2 separate regions of the Homo sapiens genome follow, and region 1 is linked to region 2. Evidence: read pairs that join two places in POLR2A ChIA-PET (ENCODE). Cell type or tissue: HepG2. All regions are shown on one strand. Each heading gives the region's core, and the rest is flanking DNA. Links, peaks and the distances in the headings are about the cores only.

What was found. ChIA-PET counts read pairs that join two places held together with the same protein. Peaks named below come from ENCODE experiments on the same cell type or tissue, not always from the same donor. Only the 100,000 strongest peaks of a DNase experiment are listed, where the experiment ranks them.
Region 1: POLR2A ChIA-PET joins it to region 2 with 7 read pairs; 11 of 35 experiments call an interaction of 5 or more read pairs at or near these places.

The regions. Positions count from the first base shown.
Region 1 is chr19:2,828,565-2,839,131 of GRCh38, reverse strand. ZNF554 (zinc finger protein 554) reads right to left here. Exons shown (of 5, transcript NM_001102651.2): 4 at 6,638-6,829; 5 at 2,397-5,451. The coding sequence ends at 4,280. Among named protein-coding and RNA genes, the nearest start is that of ZNF555, 7.6 kb to the left of the region's middle. RefSeq lists a silencer at 4,634-4,834. In HepG2, for the core only: no CTCF peak of the experiment used is centred there; no DNase peak of the experiment used is centred there.
Region 2 is chr19:2,769,454-2,780,020 of GRCh38, reverse strand. All of the region lies in intron 1 of SGTA (small glutamine rich tetratricopeptide repeat co-chaperone alpha), which reads left to right. Among named protein-coding and RNA genes, the nearest start is that of SGTA, 8.5 kb to the left of the region's middle. In HepG2, for the core only: no CTCF peak of the experiment used is centred there; a DNase peak (open chromatin) is centred at 3,910; H3K4me3 peaks cover 1,057 bases.

The DNA of each region.
Region 1 (10,567 bases), core at 4,370-8,369, 57 kb before region 2:
AACTCCCAACCTTATGTGATCCACCCGCCTCGGCCTCCCAAAGTGCTGGGATTACAGGTGTGAGCCACCACGCCTGGCCTACTAATTTTTATTTTTTTAGTAGAGATGAGGTTTCACCATGTTGGCCAGGCTGGTCTCAAACTCTTGACCTCAGGTGATCCACCTGCCTCGGACTTGCAAAGTGCTTGGATTACAGGTGTGAGCCACCACACCCAGCCTTCAATTTTTTTTAAAAAAAGGAAAAACGATTGTGATAGGCCTGAAAACACTGAATACACTTAATAGACAGGGGCTGAAAACCAAACACAGTTAATGGTTATTCATTTCAGAAAACTCCATAGCTTAAGTGGTTGTTCAAATTCTGATATTGACATTTCATTTAGAAACAATTTTTAAAATTTATTTTTATCTTTCCTAGGAAGGTTTTACACACTTTTATAAAAATTAATGTTTAGAGGACTGACATAGGAAAGCAGCTTCCAGTTAAAAATAGTGTGCCCGGGCTCGGTGGCTCACGCCTCTAATCCCAGCACTTTGGGAGGCTGAGGTGGGTGGACAACCTGAGGTGAGGAGTTTGAGACCAGCCTGGCCAACATGGTGAAAGCCCCATCTCTAATAAAAATACAAAAAAAATTAGCCGGGCGTGGTGGCGCATGCCTGTAGTCCCAGCTGCTTGGGAGCTGAGGCAGGAGAATCGCTTGAACCCAGAGGCAGAGGTTGCAGTGAGCCGAAATCTCACCATTGCACTCCTGCCTGGGCAACACAGTGAGACTCCATCTCAAAAAATAAAATATAATTGCTGGAGGGAGATAACAAGACTGAAAACAGTACAGTCAGGAGACTTCTAAGTCAACCCTTCTCAAGAATATGCTGGAAGTTACAGATGCTTTCCCCAAAAAACACATCAATGCACCAGCACACAAAGTTGTTCTCAAAGTTGTTCACAGAGCCCCTAAAGAAACTTACTCATCAACCCAATAGGGTCTAGACTGACCATGGATCAAGGATCTCTAAGGAAAAGCAACATGTTCCATTTGGGTGAAAGGAGATCTGACGGGCAACCTCCCTCATTAGCTCAAGGAAAAAGGGAACATTCACAGGAAAGTTAGATGAGTCCTAAGAGAAAATTTGTAAAATTTTTTTGAGACAGGGTCTTGCTTTGTCACTCAGGCTGCAGTGCGGTGGTATGCTCATAGCTCACTGCAGCCTCAGCCTCCTGGGCTCAAGCGGTCCTTCCACCTCAGCCCCCAGAGTAGCTGGGACTACAGGCGTGAGCCACCATGCCTGGCTAATGTTTGTATTTTTTGCAGAGACAGGGTCAATGTTGCCCAGGCTGGTTTTGAACACCTGGGCTCAAGTGATCCTCCCACCTCAGGCTCCCAAAATACTGGGATTGCAGTTGTGAGCCACTACACCCAGCTTTCCAAGAGAACATTTGGAAAACAGTTCCCCTGCTTGGTGGCCTGGCAAATGAGGTGTGGCTTTGTACAGGGTGCTCAAGGTCAAATCCAGAGTCCACTACTTTTTTTTTTTTTTTTTGAGACAGAGTCTCACTGTCACCCAGGCTAGAGTGCAATGGCACCATCTCGGCTCACTGAAACATCAGCTATTCTCATGCCACAGCCTCCTGAATAGCTGGGCCTAGAGGCGTGCACCACGACGCCCAGATTTTTTTTTTTTTTTTTTTTTGAGACAGAGTTTCACTCTTGTTGCCCAGAGCTGGAGTGTAATGGTACTGTCCCAGCTCACAGCAACCTCCACCTCCCGGGTTCAAGCGATTCTCCTGCCTCAGCCTCCGAGTAGCTGGGATTACGGGCATGCACCACCATGCCGGCTAATTTTGTATGTTTAGTAGAGATGCGGTTTCTCCATGTTGGTCAGGCTGGTCTCGAACTCCTGACCTCAGGTGATCCGCCCATCTCGGCCTCCCTAATTTTTGTATTTTTTGGTAGACATGGGGCTTCACCATGTTGGCCAGGCTGGTCTCGAACTCCTGACCTCAAGTGATCCACCCACCTCAGCCTCTCAAAGTGCTGGGATCACAGGTGTGAGCCACTGTGCCCAGCCCAGATTCTACTCCTTTCTAATTGTGTGACCTTGAGCAAATTATTTCCGTTTTGTCTTCTGTAAAATGGAATGTGAATAGTGATTATCTCATGGGGTCGTGAGGGCTAAATGAAGAACCACATGGAAGTACTTGGCTGGTGCTTGGTATACAGTAAGCATCCAATACATGTTCATGACGATAATGCACATCAGCACTCCTGGTCTTGATTTTGCTAGGGACATCTCACAGGCGGGACTTTTCCCAGGCCACCAAAGGTCATTCCACCCTCTATGTCCCAAAGTCTACTATACTATGTCTCTACCATCTAGGTACCCACAGTCTATCCTGACTCATCAATGAGGTTCCGTATCCTTCACAATTTTGGGTGCTATTTGATTTGTATTCATTGTCAAAATGATTATGGCAATACAAAATGAAACGGCAGAAAACACAAAATCACACATAATTGGAACACCCCAATCATTGCGTAAATGATTCATTTCTTCACGTCTCTGTCCAGCCTTTGTCCTTTTGTGAATGGATCAAATTACTAGTACTATTTTGAAGCCCTTGTATTTTTTAAACTTTACCTCCAAAGCGCTTTCCGTCTTAGCATATACTCTGGATCAGCACAGTACTGCAGAAGACAAACGGATCTAGCTAAGTGGCCAATGTGAAACACTGAAACAGAATGCTGAAATAAAGGCCAGGAGCAGTGGTTCACACCTGTAATCCCAGCACGGCGGCTCGCACCCATAATCCCAGCAGGGTGGCTCACACCTGTAATCCCAGCACAGTGGCTCGCGCCCGTAATCCCAGCACAGTGGCTCACGCCCGTAATCCCAGCACGGTGGCTCACACCCGTAATACCAGCACGGTGGCTCACACCCGTAATCCCAGCATGGGCAGCTCACGCCCGTAATCCCAGCACAGTGGCTCACACCCGTAATACCAGCACGGTGGCTCACACCTGTAATACCAGCACTTTGGGAGGCCAAGGTGGGTGGATTGCTTGAGCTCAGGAGTTTGAGACCAGCCTGGGCAACCTGGTGAAAGCCCATCACTACAAAAATACAAAAAAAAAATTTAGCTGGGTGTGGTAGCGGTGCACATGTGTAGTCCCAGCTACCGGAGAGGCTGAGGTGGGAGGATTGCTTGAGTCCAGGAGATGAAGGCTGACTACAGGGAGCTATGATCACGCCACTGCACTTCAGCCTCAGCAACAGAGTGAAAACTCGTCTCATATAAACCCAGAAAAGAATATTAAAATAAAAACAATGAACAATGAAATAAAAAGTAAAGACACAGAAGTAGTTAAGAAACAGAACACCTTTTGTTTAAGCAACTAAATTAACACGTGATGGTTCTTGGCAAGATCCCATCCATGACAGCATTCCCGTCCACCAATCTTTTCCGAAAGTCTGGAGCTTACTGGACGTAGTGTAATGGCAACTCCTCCCACTAAAAGGCCCCGTCAGGCTGGGCACAGCGGCTCATGCTTCTAATCCCAACACTTTGGGAGGCCAAGACAGGAGGATGCTTGACCCCAGGAGTTCAAGACCAGTCTTGGCAATGTAGCAAGACCCCAACTCTATAATTTTTTTTTTTTTTTTGAGACGGAGTCTCGCTCTGTCTCCCAGGCTGGAGTGCAGTGGTGCGATCTCGGCTCACTGCAAGCTCCACCTCCCGGGTTCACACCATTCTCCTGCCTCAGCCTCCTGAGTAGTTGGGACTACAGGCGCCCACCACCACGCCCGGCTACTTTTTTGTATTTTTAGTAGAGACAGGGTTTCACTGTGTTAGCCAGGATGGTCTCGATCTCCTGACCTCATGATCCACCCGCCTCGGCCTCCTAAAGTGTTAGGATTATAGGCATGAGCCACCGCACCCTGCCTCCCACTCTATAATAAATTTAAAAATTTGCTGGGCGTGGTGGTGCACACCTATAGTACTAGCTACCTGGGAGGCTGGGGTGGGAGGATTACTTGAGCCCAGGAAGTTGAAGCTGCAGTGAGGTATGATCACGCCACTGGACTCCAGCCTGGGTGGCAGACTCCATCTCAACAACAACAACAAAATACAAAAATGCCCATTCTCAGAGCTTTCTTATAAGAAGGTGAGAAGGTGACATAAACCCACTTCTTTTCAAATTATCCATCACAACAGGGCAAAAGATAACCACATGTATGTGTCAGAGTACTAAAAAGTGGCTTACAAAGCAGCGTGCAATTGCTAATATCCAATAAGATGTCTGTTCTGGTAGAACGCTTTCCCACAGTCAATGATTTTATAGGTTTTCTGGCTGCTGTGAGTTTTCTGATGTGTGACAAGGGATGAGCTCTGGCTGAAGGCTTTCCCACATTCCTGACACCTGTAGGGTTTCTCTCCAGTGTGAGTTCTCTCGTGCCTCACAAGGGAAGACCTCTGGCTGAAGGCTCTCCCACACTGCTTACATTCATAGGGGTTCTCGCCCGTGTGAGTTCGCTCGTGCTGGTTGAGAGAGGAACGGTCACTGAAGGCCTTTCCACATTCACTGCATTCGTAGGGCTTCTCTCCGGTGTGTGTCCTCTTGTGCAAGATCAGGTAAGAGCTCTGGCAGAAGGATTTCCCACAGTCTTCACATTTATAGGGCTTTTCCCCGGTGTGAATCCTCTGATGCTGAGTCAGCGATGAGATCCTGTTGAAGGCTTTCCCGCACTCACCGCACCCGTAGGGCTTCTCTCCAGTATGAGTTCTCAGATGGCGCGTGAGGGTGGAGCTGTGCGTAAAGGCTCGCCCACACTCCTGACACTCGTAGGGTTTCTCCCCCGTGTGAATTCTTTGATGTTCGCTCAAAGAATGCCTCCGGTTGAACACCTTCCCACACTGGTGGCACTCAAAGGGTTTCTCTGCCGTGTTGATTTTGTTGTGGATAGTCAGGGCCATACCGTGGTTCAATGACTGCCCATTTTCCAAATACACAAACATCTTCCCCCCGTGTTGAATAAAGTGACTGTTCTGGCGGATGGCATTTCCACATTCATTACTTTCACAAGGTCTCCGATCTGCATATCCCAGCTGATGGTGGTTTAAGACTGAATCGGATGCCAAGCTTGTAATATCTAACTCGCTGCCACACAAGTGGTTCCCTTTAGAGCTTCCCTGTGATAAAACAAGGGCTGGGCTCAGATTACCATTTTCCCCAAATCCATGCCATGCAGTAGCCTTCTCCTGAGGAACGGCCACTACGTGAAGGGATGCCTTTTGGCTCAAAAGCCCCTGGGGGTCTTCATGGCTGTCCTCTAACTGCTTCCATCCCCCATCTTCTCTGATAAGCTTTATCATATTTATACCACTGGCTGGTTCCTCCTGCAAAGCCACCTTCTTGTAAGTTGAGTCTTGGTTTCTTAGTACAGTCATCCAATCTGAAATAAATTGAGGCGGAAACCATTTTTTTAGAAGAAGAAACAGCTACTTGAAAACCAGCGGGACAGAAGTCCTTCTGACATCTACAAGGCCTGTGCGGACTGATGTTCAAATATCAACTCTGAACATGCGGGAAGGATGGGAAAAAGAGAGATGGGTGGCAAGGAAGGCCACTGAGGATGAGATGCAGCAGTGGAAGATTGACAGTGATGGGAAAAGGCAGGGAAATATCAATGCAGAAAGAAATTACTCTGTAGGCCAGGTGCAGTGGCTCACGCCTGTAATCCCAGCACCTTGGGAGGCCGAGGCAGGTGGATCACCTGAGGTCAGGAGTTTGAGCCTGATCAACATGGTGAAACCCTGTCTCTATTAAAAATACAAAAATTAGCTAGGCGTGGTGGCACACACACCTGTACTCAAGAGGCTGAGGCAGAAGAATCGCTTGAACCTGGGAGGTGGAGGTTGCAGTGAGCCGAGATCACACCACTGCACTGTAGCCTGGGCAACAAGAGCGAGACTGTTTCAAAAAAAAAGAAAGAAATTACCCTGTTAAGCTGGGAGAATATGTCTGGCAGAGAGAAAGAATTATCAAGAAAGCAAAGAGGGAAGAGACAACTAGAAACATAGGCAAAATGGCTTCAAGAAGAAAATGGGGGGAAAAAATAGAAGAAAATGGGGCCAGGAGTCATGGCTGATGCCTGTACTCCCAACACTTTGGGAGGCTGAGAAAGGAGGATCACTTGAGTCCAAGAATTCAAGACCAGCTTGGGAAACACAGTGAGACTCCATCTCTGAGAAAAACAAAATAGGTGGGAGTGATGGCATGTGCCTATAGTCCCAGCTGCTCAGGAGACTGAGGCAGGAGGATCACTTGAGCCCAGGAAGGTGAGGATGCAGTGAGATATGACCATGCCACTGCACTCCAGCCTGGGCCACAGAGTGAGACCCTGTCTTAAGATAAATAAATAAAACAAGAAAATGAGATACTCTTTTCTCTGTATCCAGAGAGAGGTCATGTAAGGTAGTAAAGAGAAGGAGAAAGCTGCCAGAAAATGAACTGAAGGTGTCCGAGAAAGGGATCTTGGCATTCTCCTTACAGAATCAGGGCCTTGTGAAGAGCTCTCTGACCAATGTTTCCCACGATGCCACTGCCATCCCAATGGTTTCTATCTGCCTGATTCTCACCTGAACAGGAGGCTTGAGGAGTTCCTTTTTCCTCTATCCACAGGGCTTCTCTTTGCTCCAAGTGGGAAGAAGCCACTGGTTGAAAAAGTAAATACCCCGTCCATGAGGAAAGACTAGTGACTTGTGAGGTTTGTGCTGGGGAAAGTGGACCCTCTTTAATCCCCACATCAGTACATTGGTTCTTCAAGGCTTCTGAAAAAGACAAGAGTATACTTGAGAGGTAGCACAAGATAATGATTTTATTTTCTAGTTAAAAAATTACAGATCTGTGCCAGGCATGGTGGCTCACTCCTGTAATCCCAGCAATTTGGGAGGCCGAGGCAGGCGGATCACCTGAGGTCAGGAGTTTGAGACCAGCCTGGCCAACATGGTAAAACCCCATCTCTACTAAAAATACAAAAATTAGCTGGGCGTGGTGGTGCATGCCTGTAACCCCAGTTACTCAGGAGGCTGAGGTGGGAGAATCACTTGAACCCAGGAGGCAGAGGTTGCAGTGAGCCGAGGTCGTGGCATTGCACTCCAGCCTGGGCAACAGAGCAAGACTCAGTCTCAAAGAAAAAAAAAATTACAGATCTGGTTGGGCGTGGTGGCTCACACCTGTAATCCCAACACTTTGGGAGGCCCAGAGGCAGGTGATCACTGGAACACAGGAGTTTGAGACCAGCCTGAGCAACATGACAAGACCCCGGACCTACCAAAAAAAAACCAAAAACAAACAAACAAAAAAACTAGCCAGGTGTGGTGGTCTAAGCCTATAGTCCCAGCTACCTGGGAGATTGAGGTGGGAAGATCACTTGAGCCCTGGGGAGGTCAAGGCTGCAGTGAGCTGTGATCACACCACTGCACCCCAGGCTGGGCAATGAGAGTGAGACTCTGTCTCAAAAAAAAAAAAAAAAAAAAAGGGCGGGTGCAGTGGCTCACACCTGTAATCCCATCACTTTGGGAGGGCAGGGCGGGTGGATCATGAGGTCAGGAGATCAAGACCATCCTGGCTAACACGGTGAAACCCCGTCTCTACTAAAAATACAAAAAATTAGCCGGGTGTGGTGGCAGGCGCCTGTAGTCCCAGCTACTTGGGAGGCTGAGGCGGGAGAATGACATGAACTCGGGAGGCAGGGCTTGCAGTGAGCCGAGATTGCAGCACTGCATTCCAGCATGGGCGACAGAGTAAAAAAAAAAAAAAAATTACAGATCTTACATTTCCCCCAAAAATCGATACACAAATGGTCAATAAACACAGGAATGGATGCTCGATGTCATTGGTCATTAGGGGAATGCATATCAAAACCGCAATGAGATACCACTTCACACATATTAGAAAGGCCATAATAAAAAATAGTAAGTGTTGCCAAGGATGTGGAGAAATTGCAACAGTCTGCACTGCTGGTGGGAATGGAAAATATACATGCTGATACAAAACCCAGTATGGGGCTGGGCACAGTGGCTCACGTCTGTAATCCCAGCACTTTGGGAAGCGGAAGTAGGTGGATCACTAGAGGTCATGAGTTCAACACCACCCTGGCCAACATGGCAAAAATCCATCTCTATTAAAAATACAAAAACAGTAGCCGGGTGTGGTGGCGCATGCCTGTAATCCCAGCTACTGGGGAGGCTGAGGCAGGAGAATCGCTTGAACCTGGGAGGTGGAGGTTGTGGTGAGCCTAGATTGTACCACTGCACTTCAGCCTGGGCAACGAGAGCGAAACTCCGTCTCATAAAAAAAAAAAAATACAAAAACAGGTGTGGTGGTGCACACTTGTAATTCCAGCTACTTGGGAGGCTGAGGCATGAGAATCACTTGAACTGCGGAGGCAGAGGTTGCAGTGACCTGAGAGAGTGCCACTGCACTCCAGCCTGGGCAACAAAGTGAGACTCTGTCTCAAAACAAAAAAACAAAAGAAAAGCCAGTATGGCAGTTCCTGAAAAAGCTAAATTCTAAACATAGAATTACCGCATGATCCAGCAATTCTACTCCTAGTATTGACCCAAAGCACTGAAAACAGTGACTGAAACAGATACTTGTTTGCCAATGCTGACAGCAACAGGATTCACAACAGCGGAAAGGTGGAAACCCAGGCGTCCATCAACTGGTGAATGGATGGACACAGCGTGTTGTATACACACGATGGAATCTTCTTCATCTATGAACAAAGCACTGACACAGGCTACAATGTAAATGAACACTGAAAACATCACACCCAGTGAAATCAGCCAGACACAAAAGGCCACATATTATATGATTCCATTTATATGAAATGTCTGCCGGGCACGGTGACTCCTGCCTGTAATCCCAGCACTCTGGGAGGCCGAGGTGGGCAGATCACAAGGTCAGGAGATTGAGACCATCCTGGCTAACACAGTGAAATCCCATCTCTACTAAAAATACAAAAAATTATTAAAAAATTAGCCGGGCATGGTGGCGGGCGCCTGTAGTCCCAGCTACTCCGGAGGCTGAGGCAGGAGAATGGCGTGAACCCAGGAGGCGGAGCTTGCAGTGAGCCAAGATCACGCCACTGCACTCCAGCCTGGGCGACAGAGCGAGACTCCGTCTCAAAAAAAGAAAAGAAAAGAAATGTCCAGGGTAGGCAAATCCATAGAGATGGAGAGTGACTCATGGTTACAAGGGGCTGAAGGAGGGGCTGGGGAGGGAGAATTTAACGGGTACAGAGTTTTGGTTGAGGATAAAAGTTCTGGAAATGGACAGTTGTGGTGGCTGTAGTACATGCTGAATGCATTTAGTGCCACTGAACTGCACACTTAAAAGGGGTGAAAAAGGCACATTTTATGTTTATATAGAGATATATAGATAGATACGTGTGTGCATATATATATGTATATATACTTTTTTTATTTTTTTGACAGGGAGTTTTGCTCTTGTTGCCCAGGCTGGAGTCCAGTGGCACGATCTCAGCTTACCGCAACCTCCACCTCCTGGGTTCAAGCGATTCTCCTGCCTCAGCCTCCTGAGTAGCTGGGATTACAGGCATGCGCCACCACGCCTGGCTAATTTTGTATTTTTAGTAGAGACAAGGTTTCTCCATGTTGGTCAAGCTGGTCTCTCAGGTGATCTACCCCGCCTTGGCCTCCCAGAGTGCTGGGATTACAGGCGTGAGCCACTGCTGTATATATATTTTTTGAGACAGAGTCTCGCTCTGTCGCCCAGGCTGGAGTCCAGTGGTACGATCTTGGCTCACTGCAACCTCTGCCTCTCAGGTTCAAGCGATTCTCATGCCTCGACCTCCCAAGTAGCTGGGATTACAGACGTCTATCACCATGCCCAGCTAATTTTTGTATTTTTAGTAGAGATGGGGTTTTGCCACATTGGTCAGGCTGGTCTCAAACTCCTGGCCTCAAGTGATCCACCCACCTTGGCCTCCTGAAGTGCTGGGATTACAGACATGAACCACCACGCCCAGCCTACATTTTTTATCACAGTAAAAACATTTTTTTTTTTAATGATGGCTCTTTACCTTGGCAGAAAGAGTACAAATGCTCTGTGATATGGTTGAGCTGTCTCCCGACCCAAATCTCACCTCGAATTGTAATCTCCAATCGTAATCCCCACGTGTCAAGGGAGGTACCTGATGGGAGGTGATGAGATCATGGGGGCAGTTCCCCCATGCTGTTCTCGTGATAGTGAGTTCTCATGAGATCTGATGGTTTTATAAGGTTTCCCCTGCTCTCTTCCCTCTCTTGCTGCCTTTTGAAGAAGGTGCCTGCTTCCCCTTCTGCCGTGATTGTAAGTGTCCTGAGGCCTCCCGAGCCATGTGGAACTGTGACTCCATTAAACCTCTTTTCTTGCTTTTTTTTTTTTTTTCTTGAGACGGAGTCTTGCTCTGTCACCCAGGCTGGAGTGCAGTGGTGCAATCTTGGCTCACTGCAACCCTGCAACCTCTGCCTCCCGTGTTCAAGCAAGTCTCCTGCCTCAGC
Region 2 (10,567 bases), core at 2,105-6,104:
AACTCCTGGGCTTAAACAATCCTCTCGCCTCAGCCTCCCAAGTAGCTGGGACTACTAGTGTGTGCCGCCACATCAGGCTAATTCTATTTTTTTTTTTTAGAGTCTCTTTTGTAGGGTCTCACTATACACTGTATTGCCCAAGCTGGTCTTAAACACCTGGACTCAAGCGATTCTCCCACCTCGGCCTCCCAAAGTGCTGGGATTACAGGTGTGAGCCACCGCCCCGACCGAGGTGGCTGTGTTTTGATTTTGTTTTTATTTTAATGATAAAATGAAAAGGTGGGATGTGGAGTCATCGGCTCAGAGCCGAAAGGGACGCTGAAGCCCCCAACATTGGAGCTGGCGCCACCCCCATGGGCCAGCACCCTCCCACCCTCACTTCTGCGGCCTCTGCCTTGAAACCAGGCCTCGGCCATGGCTCCTGAGCATCCATAAAGCCCTCGCTGTTGGGAGACACAGCAGGCCTTCTTTGAGATGCTGTCCCACAGCCAAACCCTACAAGTTGTGATTGTTCCAAAGACACCGAGTGCCAAACGGCAGTTGAGGAAAATGCCGTCCTCATGCTTGCTGGACCCCCCTCTGAAGAGCAGAAAACTTTCTTACGGGAAAGCCTGGCTGTTGAAGCAGATTTGAGAACCGTTTGATGATGTCCCCCACCTTGGGGACAGCAGAGAAGCCACAGGTCCTGGCACCACTGGCCTGTGTCACATGCTGGGCAGGGCCTGTGCTTCCCTTAGTTGAGCAGTCCTCCACCGTGGACCCGCAGTTCTGAAACCCAGAATAGCCTACAAGCAGAAGGTTTTCAGAAAGCTCACAGCAAAGTCATTTTGGACAGAAAAAGCTGACCTGTACTGACTTCCAGCCTTTCTTCCCACTTAGTGGCCATCAGTGATTTACAGCTGGGGGCGGTTTGGCAGTGTCTGGGGACATGTGTGGTTGTCTCAACTGGAGAGTGTTTCTGGTGTGCAGTGGGGGGAGCCAGGGGTGCTGCTCAGCCCCCTGCCGTGCGCAGGACAGAATCATCCACCCAAGATGCCCACAGTGCCACAGGCGACAGACCTGCATTAATTATTTGGGAAAAAAATTGAGCTTGCTCCTGCTCACACTGGACAGCAGAATAAACTTCTGATTGGGCAGAGGGTGGAAATCAGGGGGTCCCCAGCTCCTAGGATTCACCTCCTTGCTCCCTCTCCCCTTAGTGTGTGGATTTATTTTATCTTTTGTTTTGTTTTGTTTTGTTAGAGACAGGGCCTCACTTTGTTGCCCAAGTTGGCCTCAAACTCCTGGGCTCAAGCAATCCTCCATAGTTTGTGAATTTCAATGTGTGCAGCCTCCTGGGACCTTAGTAGAGCAAATGATCATGGGACACAGAGTCTCTTGGGGATCCGTGGCATCCCCTAGCCCAGGGTGTCTAAGCTGGGGCACTTCTGCTCAGCTCTGTCCCAGGGTAACAGGGATGGGGTAGGGTGGAGACCCTGAGGCTAAGAGGTTCTCTGGGATGTGGCGGCGGGGGCCGGGGGGGGCGGTGTTCCAGGAGGGAAAGCAGCACGTGCAAAAGCCCTGGGGTACAGAGGCACCGGCGGCACTGGAAGAGAGGAGTGTGACTCAGTGAATGCAACTCTTTCCACTTTCTGAACCCTCATTGGGTCCCTAGCCACCTGCCACCCTGTCCAGTTCTCACACCTCAGTTTAAGAGAGAAGGAAACAGGTACACCAAAGAACCAAAGATGAGATTTCTTGGTTTATTCTGTGTTAGTTCCCTGCGAAGGAACGCACATCCCCCTCCACACACACACCCCTGCCCCCCACACCCCTCAGCGTGGATCGTGCTAGGCCCTGTGTGCCTGGAATGCTAAGCCGAGTTCCAGCTGTCACTGGTAGGATCTTGCGTGTGCCACCTGTCTGGGCCTGTCACTCCCTCTGTAAGAGGGGGCTGTGACCCCCGCCTTCTAGGTTTATGCGGGGACTCAGCCAGGTCTGATTTCTTTTTTTTTTTTTTTTTTTGAGATGACGTCTTGCTTTGTCACCCAGACTGGCGTGCAGTGGTGCGATCTCAGCTCAGTGCAGTCTCCACCTCCCAGGTTCAAGCAACTCTCCTGCCTCAGCCTCCCGAGTAGCTGGGATTACAGGCACCCGCCACCACACCCGGCTAATTTTTGTATTTTTAGTAGAAGCCAGGCTGGTCAGGAACTCCAGACCACTTCAGCCTCCCAAAGTGCTGGGATTATAGGCCTGAGCCACCGCTCCTGGCCCAGGTCTTGTTTCTGCTGCTTGCTGTTGCCTCTTCCAAATCTGAGGTCACCAAGTGAGGTGTGTCTGCCTGGGGATCCTGACCTGATGCCGCCTGTTACAGAATCATTTCCAATGAAACCTCTGAAGAGATGTCGGCACCATTCTCAGCTAAAGACACCTGGTTGGGTGTGACCCTCATCTCAAAGACCCCAGACTTTGAAGAGAAACTCTTTTCTTGAGGCAGGGTCTCACTCTCTTTCCCAGGCTGGAGTGCATTGGTGTGATCACAGCTCACTGCAGCACGGACCTCCTGGGCTCAAGCGATCCTCCTGCCTCAGCCCCTCAAGCAGCTAGGGCTATAGATGTGTGCCACCACACCCAGCTAATTTTTTAATGTTTTGCAGAGATGGGGTCTCCCTATGTTGCCCAGGCTGCTCTTGAATTCCTATGCTCAAGTGATCCCCCCGCTTTGGCCTCCCGAAGTGCTGCTGGGATCACAGGTGTGAGCCACTGCGCCTGGTCTTTTTTTTTTTTTCTGAGATGGAGTTTTGCTCTTATTGCCCAGGCTGGAGTACAGTAGTGCGATCTTGGCTCACGGCAACCTCCACCTCCCGAGTTCAAGTGATTCTCCTGCCTCAGCCTCCCAAGTAGCTGGGATTACAGGCGCGCACCACTACGACCGGCTATTTTTTGTACACTGGGTTTCACCTGTTGGTCAGGCTGGTCTCGAACTCCTGATGTCAGGTGATCCGCCTGCCTCGGCTTCCCAAAGTGTTGGGATTACAGGCATGAGCCACTGTGCCCGACCAGTCTTTCTTTTTTTTTTGAGACGGAGTTTTGCTCTGCCACCCAGGCTGGAGTGCAGTGGCTCTATCGCAGCTCACTGCAGCCTCCACCTCCCGGGTTCAAGCGATTCTCCCGCCTCAGCCTCCTGAGTAGCTGGGACTACAGGTGTGCGCCACCATGATTGGCTAATTTTGTTTGCATTTTTAGTAGAGATGGGGTTTCACCATGTTGGTCTCAAACTCCTGACCTCAGGTGATCCACCTGCCTCTGCCTCCAAAAGTTCTGGGATTACAGGCGTGAGCCACCATGCCAGGCCAAAAATTACCATCTTAATCAGTTATAAATGCACAGTTCAGTGGCTTTAAGCACATTCACACAGCTATGTAGCCATCGCCACCATCATCTCCAGAAGTTTCTCATCTCCCCAGGCTGAAATTCTGTCCCCATGAAACATTCACTCCCCAGCCCCTGGCACCCCCAATTCCACTTTTGGTCTCTGTGAATCCAACGACTCTAGGGACCGCCTAGGAGGGGAGTCACACAGGTTTTGTACCTTTGTTTCTGGCTTATTTCACTGAGTGCGACGTCCTCAAGGTCCGCCCATGTTGTAGCCTGGTCAGGATTTCCTTTTCATGGCTGCGTAGCGTTCCGTCGTGTGGCTAGGCCACATTGTGTTGATCCACTCACCTGTCCGTGGACACTTGGGCTGTTTGCTTTTGGCTATTGTAATGCTGTTGTCAAAACGTGCTTAAAAATAAAACAAAAGAAACTCCGTAAACCAAAAATCTTCACCTTTCGGGTGGCATGTGTCTGTTTTCCTTGGGCTTGGGGGTCAGGAGACCTGACTGGTTTGCTCTCTGAACCCTGTTGGCCGGGGCGGATGACGTCAGCTTTTGTGGTTTCACTTTCTGGTGGTGGTTGACTGCCGTGGGCCCTGATGTGTCGTACATGAGATCTTTGGATTCTGGGACTGGCTGCCCGCCGGCTCTAGGCAGTCCTGATCCCAGACCTCAAAGTTCTGGGCTGTCCATTGTGTCCTGAGATGGGGGCGGAAAACTCATTACCATCCCGCAGGAGCTTTCAGGAAGACCGTAACTCCCTGTCCAGCGACACAAAACACAGCTCTTGTAGATTTCTCCCCCTTTAAAACATTGAGCTGTGATTCCCACACCGCTGTGATCCCCACACCGTGAAATTCAGTGGCATTTGGTGCCTTCACAGGGTTGTGCAACCATCACCACTCTCTGGTTCCAGAGCTGTCTCATCGCCCCAAAAGGGAGCAAGGAAGCTGGTCCCCACCAGCTGTCACTCCCCTTCCCCTCCCCAAGCCCCGGCACCCACGCGTCTCCTTCCTGTCTCTGGATGGGCCTGTCCTGGACATTTCATAGAAATGGAGTCGGTGTCACACCCTGTGTGTGCTTTGGGTCTGGCTCTTTTGCTCTCTGTTTTGTTTTGTTTTTTAATGATTGCTGATGGATGTTGCTTTCCCTGAAAGGGAAACAAAGCTGTGGGCACACCCAGTGTGTCTGGGACTATGCTTGTTTAGTGGCGTGGAGGTCCACGTCGCCGGTGTCATCTGAGTCTGACGTCAGCCACTGTTTAAAGCGTGGCGGGCCAATGCCTTGCTTGTCTCTGGCGCGGGGTGGGTTATGCGGTCAGGCAGCCCACGCCTCATTTTCTAGGGGGTGGTGGCTGTTCACCTCATGTAGAGGCATTTTAGGGGAACCAAGACACTGAACGCCTCTGATCTTGAGTGTGGGGGCAGGTCAGGCGCCTGCCGGGCGCGGATCCTGCCGTGCCTGTGGCTCCAGTGGCCTTGAGTGAACACCTCCATCCCCAGTCCTGCCGCATAGGTCACTGCGCCGAGGTCATGAGACGGTGTTGTGTCAAGGGCCTGGTGCACCCACAGGCTCTTCAGGTCCTCCTCTTCTAGTCCAGCTTTCTCCCAGTGGGAGCTGTGGATGTTGAGGCCGGATCATCCTCTGGGATGGAGCCGTCCTGGGCACTCCAGGGCACTGAGCAGCGTCCCTGGCCTCCCCCCACTCCATGTGAGACAACACCAAGTGTCTCAGCACATCCATCGAGAACCGCTGGTCTGGGAGAGAGACAGAATCTGGAGAGACATGCACGCACACACACACATGCGCGCGCACACAGCTTCAGCAAAATCCAGTGGGTCAGTAGAATCCACGGCTTTCCTCAGCATTTGCCTCCTGGAGGAGGCCGGGTATGGTGGCTCACACCTGTGATCCCAGCGCTTTGGGAGGCCAGGGTGGGAGGATTGCTTGAGGCCAGGAGTTTGCCAATGTTCATGGGCAGGTATTTTACATAGTTGACGTTCTAGGTCTGCGAAGTGCTCAGGTAGGTCATCTGCATGGTTTTAATGCTTTTGGTGCCCTGCCTCTGATGCTGTCTACACGGGGATGGTTGTAGGTGAAGGCCTCTGTGTACGCGTGCACGGGTGTTAACCTACGTGTCTCGGGCCATTAGACATCTGTGCACTTAAAGTTAAAATGGACATTTGCATAGACGTGATAGGAAGTGTCGTTTTCTTATAAAAGAAGCTGCCCCTCGGGCAGCTGGCTCCTGGGACCGCAGCACAGTGAGCAACGCGCAGCTGCTCCCTCCCTCCGTGTCCCTCGGCCACCGCCCTTCACTGCTCCCTTCCGTGTGATGACAGCCCGTTTGTTCTCCTGTCTATGTGATCCTGGGCATGCGACCACGCGTCCCTGCCCAACCTGGCTCAGTTCAGCTGGAGACAGGGCCGACCCGCTTGTTGGAGTCGTCACGAGGACTGAGGTGCGTCCTGAGATGCCTGCTTGCCAGGTGTTAGTGTCGGTTTGCTGGGGCCGCGGTGACAGAGTGCCATAGACCAGGCAGCTGAAACAGAGTTCATCGTCTCTCAGTCCTGGAGGCCGGAAGTCCATGATCAAGGTTCTGTCGGGGCTCGTTCCTTGTGAGGACGTGAGGGCAATCTGGTGTCCCTGCCGTGTGGCCGCGTCACCCATCTCTGCCCTCGGTGTCCCTGCCCTGTGGCCGCGTCACCCATCTCTGCCCTCGGAGTCCCTGCCGTGTGGCCGCGTCACCCATCTCTGCCCTCGGAGTCCCTGCCGTGTGGCCGTGTCACCCACCTCTGCCCTCGGTGTCCCTGCCGTGTGGCCGCGTCACCCACCTCTGCCCTCGGTGTCCCTGCCGTGTGGCCGCGTCACCCACCTCTGCCCTCGGTGTCCCCGCCGTGTGGCCGCGTCACCCACCTCTGCCCTCGGTGTCCCCGCCGTGTGGCCGCGTCACCCATCTCTGCCCTCGGTGTCCCTGCCGTGTGGCCGCGTCACCCATCTCTGCCCTCGGTGTCCCTGCCCTGTGGCCGCGTCACCCATCTCTGCCCTCGGAGTCCCTGCCGTGTGGCCGTGTCACCCACCTCTGCCCTCGGTGTCCCTGCCGTGTGGCCGCGTCACCCACCTCTGCCCTCGGTGTCCCTGCCCTGTGGCCGCGTCACCCACCTCTGCCCTCGGTGTCCCTGCCGTGTGGCCGCGTCACCCATCTCTGCCCTCGGTGTCCCTGCCGTGTGGCCGCGTCACCCACCTCTGCCCTCGGAGTCCCTGCCGTGTGGCCGCGTCACCCACCTCTGCCCTCGGTGTCCCTGCCGTGTGGCCGCGTCACCCACCTCTGCCCTCGGTGTCCCCGCCGTGTGGCCGCGTCACCCATCTCTGCCCTCGGTGTCCCTGCCCTGTGGCCGCGTCACCCATCTCTGCCCTCGGTGTCCCTGCCGTGTGGCCGCGTCACCCATCTCTGCCCTCGGTGTCCCTGCCGTGTGGCCGCGTCACCCACCTCTGCCCTCGGAGTCCCTGCCGTGTGGCCGCGTCACCCACCTCTGCCCTCGGTGTCCCTGCCGTGTGGCCGCGTCACCCACCTCTGCCCTCGGTGTCCCTGCCGTGTGGCCGCGTCACCCATCTCTGCCCTCGGTGTCCCTGCCGTGTGGCCGCGTCACCCACCTCTGCCCTCGGAGTCCCTGCCGTGTGGCTGCGTCACCCACCTCTGCCCTCGGTGTCCCTGCCGTGTGGCCGCGTCACCCACCTCTGCCCTCGGTGTCCCTGCCCTGTGGCCGCGTCACCCATTTCTGCCCTCGGTGTCCCTGCCCTGTGGCCGCGTCACCCACCTCTGCCCTCGGTGTCCCTGCCCTGTGGCCGCGTCACCCATCTCTGCCCTCGGTGTCCCTGCCGTGTGGCCGCGTCACCCATTTCTGCCTTCACATCCACACAGTGTTCTCCCTGTGCATGCGTCTGCATCCAAATGTCCCCTTTTTATAAGGACATTGGTTATTGCTCTAGGGACCCGCCGTACACTGGTATGATGTCATCTTACCAAATTCTGTCCGCCAAGATCTTATTTCCAGGTGAGGTCGCATTCCAAGGTCCTGGCAGTTAGGACTTCAGTGTATGGATTTGGGGGACACAGTTCAGCACACGACAGTATTCAGCCCCTGGAGCCGCCTGTCAGCGTGGCTGCGCGCAGAGGGTCCCTGGGGCCCAGCTGGGGAGTGGGACCTGGCGGCAGAGACCCCTTGCACTGTGCTGGCTCAGAAGGAGGAGCCGTGGCCTCCTGGGTGCTGGGTCAGAGTTTCCTTGTAGGTGTTTGTGGCTTTAGTCACTTCTTGGAGAGCAGATCTGGGCACAGAGCAGAGAAGAATAAGAAATTATCCAGAGGCAGCTGTCACTGTAGAAGATTCCTTCAGGCCTCGCCCTTCCTCGTCCATCCCGAGGCTGGCGGCCTCTTGGCCAGGCCCTGTCTGACCCAGCCTGAATCCGAGCGTCTGATCTCAAACCTGTGCTTCTCCTCACGGTGGTTCCCCAGCTCCTGAGGCCTCAGGCCTGCCCCTTGCCTCATGCGTCTTGGCACACAGAGTGCAACTAAGAATAAGGTCCACTATGCACGGGCTGGGCCCGGCCCCGGAGGAAGGCCGGTGACACACAGCCCCGCCACCCTGTATGTCAGCCAGTGAGGGACAGAGATGGGGAAGACCCAGCTGCTCAGAGACACCAGAGGCCCTGGACAGGGAGTGGATTCCAGGGAAGGCGGCTGCCCAGCCCAGCCCGGAAGGAGCAGGTGGAGAAGGGAGGCCCAGCCAAGGGAACCTCATCGCAAGAACAGAGGATGGGGGTCCCATCCCACGGCCAGGGCCTCCCCAAGGGCTGCCCCTCCATGCGCCAGCACCACAGCAACCCCTCTCCATGCCTGCTTCTGGCCTCAGAGCAGGTTCTCCAAATGCTCCCAGTGAAACTGCACAGCCGGGCAGCGTTTCTGGAATAGCCTCAGCATGTGTTGATCTGGACACGGAGGGTGCACCAGCACCCGTCCACGTACCTGCCTGTGTGGGGGTGTTCACTCAGCGTTGTGCACGCCTGGTCTCGTACCCCTCCCCCCCCCCCCGATGGGGAGGTGCTGTCGCCATCCATGGGGGACAGAAGAGGAAACTGAGGCTCAGCAGAGTTAAGTCGCTTCCCCTAGGTCACACTGCCAAAAACAGCCAACCGAGGTCTATGCCACGAGACTCACCACGAGGAATCATGATTTTTTTTTTTTGACATGGAGTCTCACTCTGTTGCCAGGCTGGAGTGCAGTGGTGTGATCTCAGCTCACTGCAACCTCCAACTCCCTGGTTCAAGTGATTCTCCTGCCTCAGCCTCCCGAGTAGCTGGGATTACAGGCACGTGCCACCATGCCAGCTAATTTTTGTATTTTTAGTAGAGATGGGGTTTCACCGTGTTTGGCCAGGATGGTCTCTGTCTCCTGACCTCGTGATCTGCCTGCCTCGGCCTCCCAAAGTGCTGGGATTACAGGCGTGAGCCACCACGCCTGGCAGAATCGTGATATTAACAACAGATATCGCAGGGCGCCAAGCGCTGGGCTGACAGCTTCCGGGTTATTTTTTCCCCGACCCCTGACAGCAGCCACAATGGAGCTCCCCATTTTACAGACATGGAGGCGGAGGCTCAGGCCGAACAACCCGTCCGAGCTCACAGGCTTTGCAGGCCACGATCCGGGAACCGCCTGGCCTCTCCCTCACAACCCGGCTGGCTTAAAACAACCAAGATTGATTTCCCTCGCAGTTCTGGAGGCCAGAAGTCTGAGATGAAGGTGCAGGCTGGGCCACGTTCCCTCTGAAGGCCCCAAGGGAGGCTCCGTCCTGCCTCTTCCAGCTGCTGGGGGCCAGCGAGCCTCACCTCTCTTCGTGTGGCCACATGGCCTCAGCCTCTGCCTCCGTCTTCACGCGGCCGTCTCCGTGCGGCCATGTTCAATCCCTGCATTAGGGCCACCACAGCGACCTCATCTCCACTTGTTTCCATCTGCAAAGACACAGACAAGGTCCCGTGCTCAGGTCCCAGGTGGACGTGACTAGCCCAGAACTTGGCTGCTCCAGCGGCGGGGGCGGGGGCGGCTGCTTCTCCACGCAGCTTGTTACATCTGAATGTTTAGAGTCACCATCGCCAGCCTTCGGGGGAAATGGAGGCACAGTGAGGCCAAGCCTTCCTGAGCTGGCGCCTCAAGGCAGCCGGCCAGCCTGCCCCGGGGGAAGCTCACGTCGGGGCTTCCTGCTCAGAGCCGTGAAGGTCACTGTGGCCGAGGCCCCTCCAAGTTGGCCCAGGCACCCAGGAAACCTGTGTGAAAGGTCTTGTACTAAAAAAAGACCTGTCCATAGACTACAGCTCCAGATTCCAGAACAGCCTCTCCTGATGTCACCATCTGGCACCCTTTAGAGCTTTGGCAGGAAACTGCAGGGACCACAGACATGAGCAGAAGCAGCTGTCAAGTCCTGGGAATGAGGAACAAGACAGGGTATCCGAGGGGGGACCAGGCGGATGTCCGAGGGGGAACCAGGAGGGTTTCTGAGAGGGAACCAGGAGGGTGTCCGAGGGGGCATCCAGGAGGGTATCCGGGGGGGAACCAGGCGGGTGTCCGAGGGGGGCACAGGCGGGTGTCCGAGGGGGGCACAGGCGGGTGTCCGAGGGGGGAACCAGGCGGGTGTCCGAGGGGGGAACTAGGCGGGTGTCCGAGGGGGGAACCAGGCGGGTGTCCGGTGGGGGAACCAGGCTGGTGTCCGCTGGGGGAACCAGGAGGGTGTCCGGTGGGGGAACCAGGCTGGTGTCCGCTGGGGGAACCAGGAGGGTGTCCGCTGGGGGAACCAGGAGGGTGTCAGGTGGGGGAACCAGGCGGGTGTCCGAGGGGGGCACAGGAGGGTGTCCGAGGGGGAACTAGAGGGGGGTCTGAGGTGGAATGAGGTAGGTAGGCCTCCCAGGGGGAACAAGACGGGTCCCCAAGAAGTCCCTGGGGGGAGTCCTCTGCAAGTCCTGTGAAACAGTGATACCAGGGCAGGCACACCTGGCCCCGTTGGGTACCTAAGAAATGCTTGCTGACATGCCACAAAAGAGGTAAATTGAGGAAAGGGGCAGTGGCTCTGGCTGAGGACAAGGTCTCTCCCTCTCAGCACTGTGGACATTGGGGCTGGATCGTTCTCTGGAGTGGAGCTGTCCTGGGCACTGCAGGGTGCTGG